Regions from separate parts of the Mus musculus genome. Here region 2 is linked to region 1. The links are chromatin contacts, found by Hi-C in ENCODE. All regions are on one chromosome and are shown on one strand. Each heading gives the region's core, a stretch centred on a gene start or an enhancer-like site at or near the end of the contact. The rest is flanking DNA. Distances are from core to core; before and after follow the strand shown. Region 1 holds the start of Prdm1 (PR domain containing 1, with ZNF domain). Region 2 has its middle 24 kb from the start of Gm40639.

Region 1 (4,716 bases), core at 638-3,137:
TGAAAGGAAAGCAGGGTAAACCGTGTTAACTGCTGTGCAGTGGAGACAGCTAGCAGCAGGCCAGACCCTGAGATGACTACATTGTTTTTCTGTCCATAGTGGTGCTGACTCAGCATCGGTTAATAAACCCTCTGCAGGAGGCTGGATTTCTTTTGTTTAATTATCACTTGGACCTTTCTGAGAACTCTTAAGAATTGTTCATTCGGGTTTTTTTGTTTTGTTTTGGTTTGGTTTTTTTGGGTTTTTTTTTTTTTTTTTTTTTTGGTTTTTGGAGACAGGGTTTCTCTGTATATAGCCCTGGCACAAGAGCAAGCTAACAGCCTGTTTCTTCTTGGTGCTAGCGCCCCCTCTGGCAGAAAATGAAATAACAGGTGGACCTACAACCCCCCCCCCCCCCCCCAGTGTATTCTACTCTTGTCCCCGGTATAAATTTGATTGTTCCGAACTACATAAATTGTAGAAGGATTTTTTAGATGCACATATCATTTTCTGTGATACCTTCCACACACCCCTCCCCCCCAAAAAAATTTTTCTGGGAAAGTTTCTTGAAAGGAAAACAGAAGAACAAGCCTGTCTTTATGATTGAGTTGGGCTTTTGTTTTGCTGTGTTTCATTTCTTCCTGTAAACAAATACTCAAATGTCCACTTCATTGTATGACTAAGTTGGTATCATTAGGTTGGGTCTGGGTGTGTGAATGTGGGTGTGGATCTGGATGTGGGTGGGTGTGTATGCCCCGTGTGTTTAGAATACTAGAAAAGATACCACATCGTAAACTTTTGGGAGAGATGATTTTTAAAAATGGGGGTGGGGGTGAGGGGAACCTGCGATGAGGCAAGCAAGATAAGGGGAAGACTTGAGTTTCTGTGATCTAAAAAGTCGCTGTGATGGGATGCTGGCTATAAATGGGCCCTTAGCAGCATTGTTTCTGTGAATTGGAGGATCCCTGCTGAAGGCAAAAGACCATTGAAGGAAGTACCGCATCTGGTTTGTTTTGTAATGAGAAGCAGGAATGCAAGGTCCACGCTCTTAATAATAAACAAACAGGACATTGTATGCCATCATCACAGGATGTCCTTCCTTCTCCAGAAGACAGACTGGGGCTGAAGGAAAAGCCGGCCAGGCTCAGAACGAGCCCCACTAATTACTGCCTCCAACAGCTTTCCACTCACTGCCCCCAGCCCAACATCCCCTTTTTAACTGGGAAGCATTCCTACTCTCCATTGTACGCACACGCTCGGAAGCCTGGCTGTGGGTTTGGGCATGAGAGGCAGGGACAACAAAACCAGTATATATGATTATAACTTTTTCCTGTTTCCCTATTTCCAAATGGTCGAAAGGAGGAAGTTAGGTCTACCTAAGCTGAATGTATTCAGTTAGCAGGAGAAATGAAATCCTATACGTTTAATACTAGAGGAGAACCGCCTTAGAATATTTATTTCATTGGCAATGACTCCAGGACTACACAGCGAAATTGTATTGCATGTGCTGCCAAAATACTTTAGCTCTTTCCTTCGAAGTACGTCGGATCCTGTAATTGAGACACCGAGTTTAGGTGACTAGGGTTTTCTTTTGAGGAGGAGTCCCCCACCCCGCCCCGCTCTGCCGCGACAGGAAGCTAGCGATCCGGAGGACTTAGAATACAATCGTAGTGTGGGTAAACATGGAGGGCAAGCGCCTGCAAAGGGAAGTAAGAAGATTCCCAGTCCTTGTTGAAATCCATTTGCAAACAGAGGAAGCTGCCGCGGGTCGCAGTCGGTGGGGGGAAGCCCTGAACCCCACGCTGCACGGCTGGGCTGGCCAGGTGCGGCCACGCCCCCATCGCGGCGGCTGGTAGGAGTGAATCAGACCGTCAGTATTGGTAAAGAAGTCTGCGGCAGGGCAGGGAGGGGGAAGAGTAGTCAGTCGCTCGCTCACTCGCTCGCTCGCACAGACACTGCTGCAGTGACACTCGGCCCTCCAGTGTCGCGGAGACGCAAGAGCAGCGCGCAGCACCTGTCCGCCCGGAGCGAGCCCGGCCCGCGGCCGTAGAAAAGGAGGGACCGCCGAGGTGCGCGTCAGTACTGCTCAGCCCGGCAGGGACGCGGGAGGATGTGGACTGGGTGGACATGAGAGAGGCTTATCTCAGATGTTGGATCTTCTCTTGGAAAAACGTGTGGGTACGACCTTGGTAAGGAACCAGATTCTGTCTTTAATACGATTTGAAACCTTTTATCCCTTTTTCTTTCTTCCTTTTTTTTTTAACTTTTCTTTTCTCCCCCCTCCCCCTTTTAAAAAAAAAAAAAGAATGAAGCCTCAGTAGAAACCAGCGCTTCTGTTTTAGTACGCGGAGCACTGTCAAACATTTAGAAGACTTTTTTCCTCCGTATGAATCATTAACCCTTTCAGTTCTAGACATAATTGTCAATTCACTGAAATTTCAGTAGTGGTTCTTGTCCGCTTCGCCACTCGCTGCCTTTACATTACTGTAACTATCCCGGGTTGACTTAGGTTTTCACTTGTATTTAACATCGTTTGTTCCACATGACCTTACATGTTGGAACTAAATAAGAATGAGATAGTTTAAGTTGTACCCGGGACAAGGACAAGTAAGCATCTTTCCCCTTCTCGGAGCGTCCTATCTAGGGACGAATTGTAAAGACCAGCTCCGGAGAGGGACTCCCGCTGTACTGTGTTTACATTTTCACAAGCGCGCGTTCTAACATGGTTATCCTTATTCCTAATTTTTATCTGCGGCGTCTATGTGGGAATACGTTGCAGAGGCTGTTTTATCTTTCTTGCTTTTCCTCTTTGGAAAGGACTTTTTCCGAGGGCAGATAAGAGGAGGATCCCCAAGTCTTCTGTATAACTTTAGTTACAGTAAACTGTGCCACTTCAGTGACTTCTGGGAATTCATGCACTTTCACATTTAAATAGAAAGTGCTATTTGTGGCTGAGGGCTCCTAAAGGAATTCTCTTCAGGGAATTCTATTGACTTTTTTTTTAATATGTTTTGTTTTTAATTTTTCTATCTGGCTCGAGATGCCCACGGATTAAAAAAACAAACAAAACTGCTGGGTGTTTCCCTCTTCCCCAATTTTTCTTTTCCTGTGGTCCATGGGAGCTCGGGAAGGCTGGTACTCAAGGATGCTGGCAGGATGCAACCCCTCTCAGGCTTGCCTGCTGGAGGATGAAAGAGACTGAACGCGCGCGCGCGCGCGGCAGAGGGAGGGGACCTAGTTGTTTTGAAAGTTGCTTCGCTAGGGAGCTGGTGGGAAAGTTCAGTTTTCCCCATTTGGAAAAGGCAGACTGGGTTCCGCTCCTGCACCACACGTGTTTTCCATTTTTAGCTTCATTCAGACGCAGGCAGCGCCCCTGCCTCTTCCTCCCCTTGTTTGTGACACTTCTCTGAGACAGCTTTTCCACAGCTCTGAGGGTCTGGCGGCCATGACCCCGGGCGTCCCGGGACACAGGACGCAGCAGCGCCCACAACACATTTCTGCCTTGAGTGATAAAGCCAAGGATTGTTCAAAGGTAGCTGTTCTTTCTCTCCCGATGAGGTTAACATATACATATACGCTTTTTTTTTTTTTTTCAGCCAAAGGCTGCATTTTAAAACCGTGCTTCTTCAAGGCAGTCTACTTTACACGGCTTTGGACTCTTACTCAACTGTACAAGTACTCCAAGCTTTTAAAGTCTTCAGAGCACCGTGTTAGTCATAGCCTCTAAGAGGGAGGCACAGGAGCGCCGGACAATGGGGATTAAAAGCCTTTCCCTTCTCTTCCAGGCTGCCCCCAAGTCTAGCTCCGGCTCCGTGAAGTTTCAAGGACTGGCAGAGACTGGGATCATGAAAATGGACATGGAGGACGCTGATATGACTTTGTGGACAGAGGCCGAGTTTGAAGAGAAGTGTACATACATAGTGAACGACCACCCCTGGGATTCCGGCGCTGACGGGGGTACTTCTGTTCAAGCCGAGGCATCCTTACCAAGGAACCTGCTTTTCAAGTATGCTGCCAACAACAGCAAAGAGGTAAGCCGGCTGCCTTCTTGAAGTCTGACTGGCAATTGGGCCAGCTCTCCTACTACTATCTCTGAGAACCGTGAGAATTTATATGCATTGGCAAATAATTGATCGCTCCAGTGGCTGTTTTCCTTGCTTTCTCTTCAAACCAATTCCTATTCATTTCTTCCTCCCTTCAGCTGTCCTATACTAATTAGTAAACAGTTAAATTTTTTGGCAAGTTGACATGTCTTGGGAAAGCTAACTGGCAGCACTGGTGGGCAGCATGGTAAAGGGCTCAGTGCTTCACCCCCTGGCCCTCTTGGATGACAGTTTTAAAGGAAAGAAACTTCCTTAGAAAAAGAAGTTTTTCCTCTGCTCATGAGATGGCTTTATTCTTTTAACGAGCCAGCTTTATTAGCTGGGTTTCTAAAATTATTCTCAAAACCTTGACGTGTTTATGAACTGAAGAGATGGCATTAACCAGGAAGAGGGTCACGTAAAAGTGTCCTCTGTCAGGATGACTTCACTAACCACCCTTTACCTGTGGCAGCTCCCTGGCCTGGGCCAGGCCGGCAGGTCCATGTTTTATGGCTTCTGAAGTGGGTACACTCTTTGTATCAAAGACACAGAACACCTGAGGAGCACCTGATTTGTGTTTATATAACAATTAGAGTCGGCTGTGAAGTGATTTGCAAAATAACTCCTTGCTCTGAGAATCTGGCTGCTGCAGTTG
Region 2 (4,716 bases), core at 848-3,347, 540 kb before region 1:
GCAAAGGTCTGTTTATTTAATAATCACCATAAACTTTAAGTGGCAGAGAAAACTCCCTTGAATTGATATTTTGTAACAACTGTGTATACTGAGTAGGTGTTTGACTCCTAAAAGTTAAAGGTATTTCTGTTGTTGTGGTTAAATTCTGAATTTTACTGGCTAATCTGTGGGGATAAAAAAAAATAATTACTACTATGTTCAAATTTTGAGCATAAGTGGCCTTTTGTACATTCACATGGAGGGAAGTGGTGAGAGCGAGTTGTTCATCCCTGCAGCTGATGAGGACTGTGTGCACCCATATGCCCTCAAGGTATAAGCAGGACACCCACCACACCTTTATTCTAGTGCACAATGCACAGGGAAGCCTGTGACTCTGGAGGTTAGCATCTGCTCTGTGAGATGCCCTAGACATGGCTTGATGACTCTGTGGGGCTTTTCTATGCAGTCTCTGAAGTCAGACCACTCTGAGGCACATCTATGACAATGTGGTTGGTTTTTGTCTATGTGCAGATTCCTGTGTAGTTGGATTTGTTTGTTTGTTTGTTTGTTTTTTATGGGATTCTTTGAGAATTCAGAAACACACACACACACACACACACACACACACACTATAGATCTTTCTTGTTAGGGAGTTCCACAAACACCCTGAAGCCTGCATGACAACCCCTGATGCACATTCTTATACTTTAATTAATGAACTCATCGTGGATTATTTCTTTAATAGCCTTTCCAGGCTGTCTGCATTTTATTGCCACTTTTTGTCAAAGGAAACATTATTTTAAAAACAATTGAGCAGAATGAGAGTTTTTGAAAGGATGGAAGAAGAAACAAAGAAACAAACTTAAAATCCCAGCAGCTCCTGAGATTCAGTCCCCTTAGAAAACAAACACACTCTCTAGCAAGTGAAATGAGTCAGCACACTCTGTCTATGCTAATTTAAGAAAGGAAAATAAATTCTGAGTTCAGAACAGTACACCCCACTTTTCTAGGCGTTTCTGTCTCATTCTTCATTGAAGTTCTGATCTCTCCTGCATGATGGCCTCCGGCCTGCTGGTCTACCTACAGCTAGCTCCTCTTATCACAACACAGCACATTCTTATCTCTTCTCAGTAAAAACTACCAACTGGGTAAAAATATTTCTAACTGAATTCTCATTTAACATGTGAAACCGGCTCTTTTTCCTCCAGCCTGTGCAGTTTTTTCTTTTTTCTTTTCGGTTACAGGATGTTGTCCCCTTTCTTTTAAAAAAGATCTTTGAGGCATATAAGTTCTGAACTCAGAATTTATTTTCCTTTCTCGAATTAGCTGTAGCTAGAGTGCACTGAGTCATTTCACATGCCAGAGAGTGTGTTTGCTTTCCTCGGCGCCAGGTTGCCCTTTAGCATGCAGAAAGTTAAGAAGAAGGCAGTTTCACAACCCTCCCCTCTTAGCACCTGTCTGCAGTCTCACACCTGAAAATCAGCCTTGTCCTAAAGTGCTCATATGCTGGCCGGAAGTCCAATGGTCACCTCCATTTAAATGGCCTCTCTTCAGGTGCAGTTTTCCAATCTCCCACTAGTTGGGGCTCTACACAAAGAAAAGAAAAGAAAAAAGGAAATAAAGGGGCTCCACAGAATTATTTACTAAGCAAACACTACGCAGGAAGACTTTATTTTCCGTGTTCTTGAAAATACGACTGGTCATTTTATTTTGGTTCTAACACATCGACCACAGGTTTGTTTTGGGTTTTGGTTTTTGTCCCCCCCTCTAACTGCCCCCCCCTCCGTGGGTCAGTTTTATTTGCTCTTCATACCTTGATTTGAAAAGTCTGAACCAAGGTTACTACTGCTTTTGACATCGTTTAGAGGCAGTCAGCTCTCTCAGTGCGTAGTTGCTCTAAACTAGGAACGTGGAAAGTGCATAGACTGAACATTTAGCACACAAACTACAGCTCCACCTTCTCAGTAAGATTATTCTCTGCTCTGCTCTTAAACCCGCAGCACCAAATGCAGCTGATATTTTCTCTCTGTCTCTGTCTGTCTCTCTATGTCCCCGTGGGGCCCCCTCCTCTCTCTCTCTCTGTTTAGTCAGGATGAAAGATCCCCGTGGATAGTCACAAATAATCAAGATCCTCCCGTGCGGTCCACTGGCGCTCAGTTTTAGCTTTGTTTGTCCGGTCTTTCTCCACCTCCCCGGAGATCCTTTGGCAAATCAGATAAACAATGCCTTTTTTGCTTAAGGCAGAAAGAACAGTTGAATACAATGGGAGGCCAGACTTGGCTGAAATGCTGGCTGCAGGTGCTCTCAGCATTGTGGTCATTTAAACCAGATGCTGGGGAGTCGAAGCACCTGCTTCCCCTCTCTGTGTACACTTGAGAGACTGTGCTCCTGCGTAGGACAGGTCAGCGCATGGCTAAAACGAGTGGTGCCCCACAGCAGCATCGTTCTGGTTCATAAGACAGTTGGTACTAGGAAGAGCTTCGTACAGAGCCTGTTTAATCCTCAAACATATGTAGTTTAATTCAATATTCTTCTCTCTCCATTTCCAGACATACCATCACTATTCTGTATACACAGACAGACAGACAGACAGACAGACAGACAGACAGACACACACACACACACACACACACACACACACACACACACACACCTCTGCAACAGAGTCTACTTAAAGTAGACACTCAGATACAACGTTATTTTTCTCTGGTTTATATTATCTAGCAGGAAAGACTGACTAGGAACAAGAGGGTGATGATTTTTATGGTTCTGATAAAAATGAGACAGATGCCGAAAGCCTTGCATAGCTCAGATTTTATGAACATCTCTACAGCCATCATAAATCTATGGACAATCCACAATGAACATTAAATTGTGTACCTTGAATGTTGAGCATTAAATAAGAGATCAGGGTGACACTGCTTGTGTGTGTGTGTGTGTGTGTGACTAGACTAGATTCAAAGCTATAAGAGACTAGTTTGGTATTTTTGTACTAAAATTATTCTAAAGCACAATATTGCAAATCTAAATATGAATACATTAACTTCAGGGATATGTGAAAGTATTCAGAGTGTTTGTGGTATAGCTGTATGAGTCAGGCCTTGCCCTGATGTTAATATTTTAATTTCAATTTAAATATTTCTTTTCATCATAAATTCATTTTGGAACAGAGTCAGTTCTTCACAGTGATGCAGAGGGATTTTTTTTTTTCTTTCTTGTATTTATGAACCATGTTCTTCAAAGTTCATCGAGAAAGCTTTTGTCTTGAGAGCTGAGGTCCTTTCTGGAGGTTTCTGTGCAAACACACCAGTACTAGGGCTGAGGTCGGATGCCTGGAGGAGAGTCAAATAGAGGCCTTTTCAAGATCTCTAGTCCACCCTTCCCAAGAGAAACTTGTTTCTCATCTGTAAACCTCTCCTGGTCAGGCTGTGCGAAGAAATACTTTAATTTTTTTCCCCATAGCTCTTAATACACGGATATGGATTCTTTTCTGTGTATATGGTGGTAGAAATGGAATCCAGAGCCTTGTGCATGATTAAGCATATACTATACCACAGACCCACACTGTTAGCTTGTGACTATGTCCTTACTGCTGCCTGCTGAGGTCTTTGAAATGAAAAACCTTAAAAATGTTTCTAGGTTTGCAAGGACAGGAAGGGTGGCAGAATGGCTGAGGGTAACAAATCAAGAGAGCTAGTGGGGTTAGCTTGAGATGAGGGTATATAGTGCTGAGAAAGCATGCTTTGAAAGAAACCAGTCACAATGTGTTTTATTTTGTCTTGTTTTTTAAAGGAGGGGGTATATCTCTTTTTCTCCTCTTGTGTCTACATTCTTCTGGGCTAAAAAGTCCGTAGAGTGATTACCAAGATGTAGGAGAGGGGAGAGGGGAGAGGGGAGAGGGGAGAGGGGAGAGGGGAGAGGGGAGAGGGGAGACAGAGTCAGAGAGACAAAGAGACAGAGAGACAGAGATAGAAACACCACACAGGGAGAGACAGATAAAAAGACACACAGAGAGACAGACAGACTCAAAGGGAGGGACATACGGAAGAAGACATGAGAAAGACACACACACGAGAGAGAGAGAGAGAGAGAGAGAGAGAGAGAGAGAGAGAGAGAGAGAGAGAGAGAGAAACTAGATATTCCAACCTGCAGATGTGTGCTGCAGCAGTCTGTCCTGGGGAAATCGAATGGGGTAGAGAGGATGGCTTAGCAGAGATGACTATGGGAAGAGAGATTACAACCTCAGCTAAACCTCGACTCTTGTATTTAATATCTTTGGAGCTGTTTTCACTTATCTGTGTGACTCTCTTTTGTGCTCTTAATTTCTCCTTGAAGTTCTGTATCTAATCATTAGTTGGGCAACCAATAATTCTCCCTCAGCCCCCACCCCTTTTTACAACCAACTTTAATCTTTCGACTCAGTGAAAAACATGTTTCCCCTATCATAACTGGTTTAACAAAAATTCTCTTTCAAGTTTAGATTACTCAGATACAATGGCTTTCCTGCAGCGAGCTCTGCAGAGAGGAATTTACATCAGAAAGGAGATTTATGATAGCCTGAAATTTCCATTTGAATATGGAGAGTTAATAACACGCATATGGTTTTTTTATTATTATTATTTTAAGGTTTAAGCTATGCCATAGGCTAAAGGAAAGCTGGAAACTGCGGGGCTGGCAGAGCTCAATGAATAATTTTATCTGGATTTCATTCACAAACAGCAGCTTGCTCCTCGGGAA

The links. Hi-C counts contacts between places; a loop is a spot of excess contacts on that map.
Region 2: a loop to region 1 is called in a map of gastrocnemius, with 5 times the contacts of the local background. The contact joins the enhancer-like site here to the promoter of Prdm1 in region 1. A Hi-C loop is called at or near these places in 21 of 37 maps with a recorded cell type or tissue (CH12.LX, CH12F3, Patski and 6 more).

The regions. Positions count from the first base shown.
Region 1 is chr10:44,455,919-44,460,634 of GRCm38, reverse strand. It overlaps Prdm1 (PR domain containing 1, with ZNF domain), which reads left to right and starts at 1,887. Exons shown (of 7, transcript NM_007548.4): 1 at 1,887-2,168; 2 at 3,765-4,010. The coding sequence starts at 2,127.
Region 2 is chr10:44,997,842-45,002,557 of GRCm38, reverse strand. No RefSeq gene overlaps it. Among named protein-coding and RNA genes, the nearest start is that of Gm40639, 24 kb to the left of the region's middle. Within about 2 kb of position 2,097, at least 1 of the 3 ENCODE cell types and tissues checked has a DNase peak (open chromatin) inside an H3K27ac peak, as active enhancers do; it is gastrocnemius, where a contact is called at or near this core.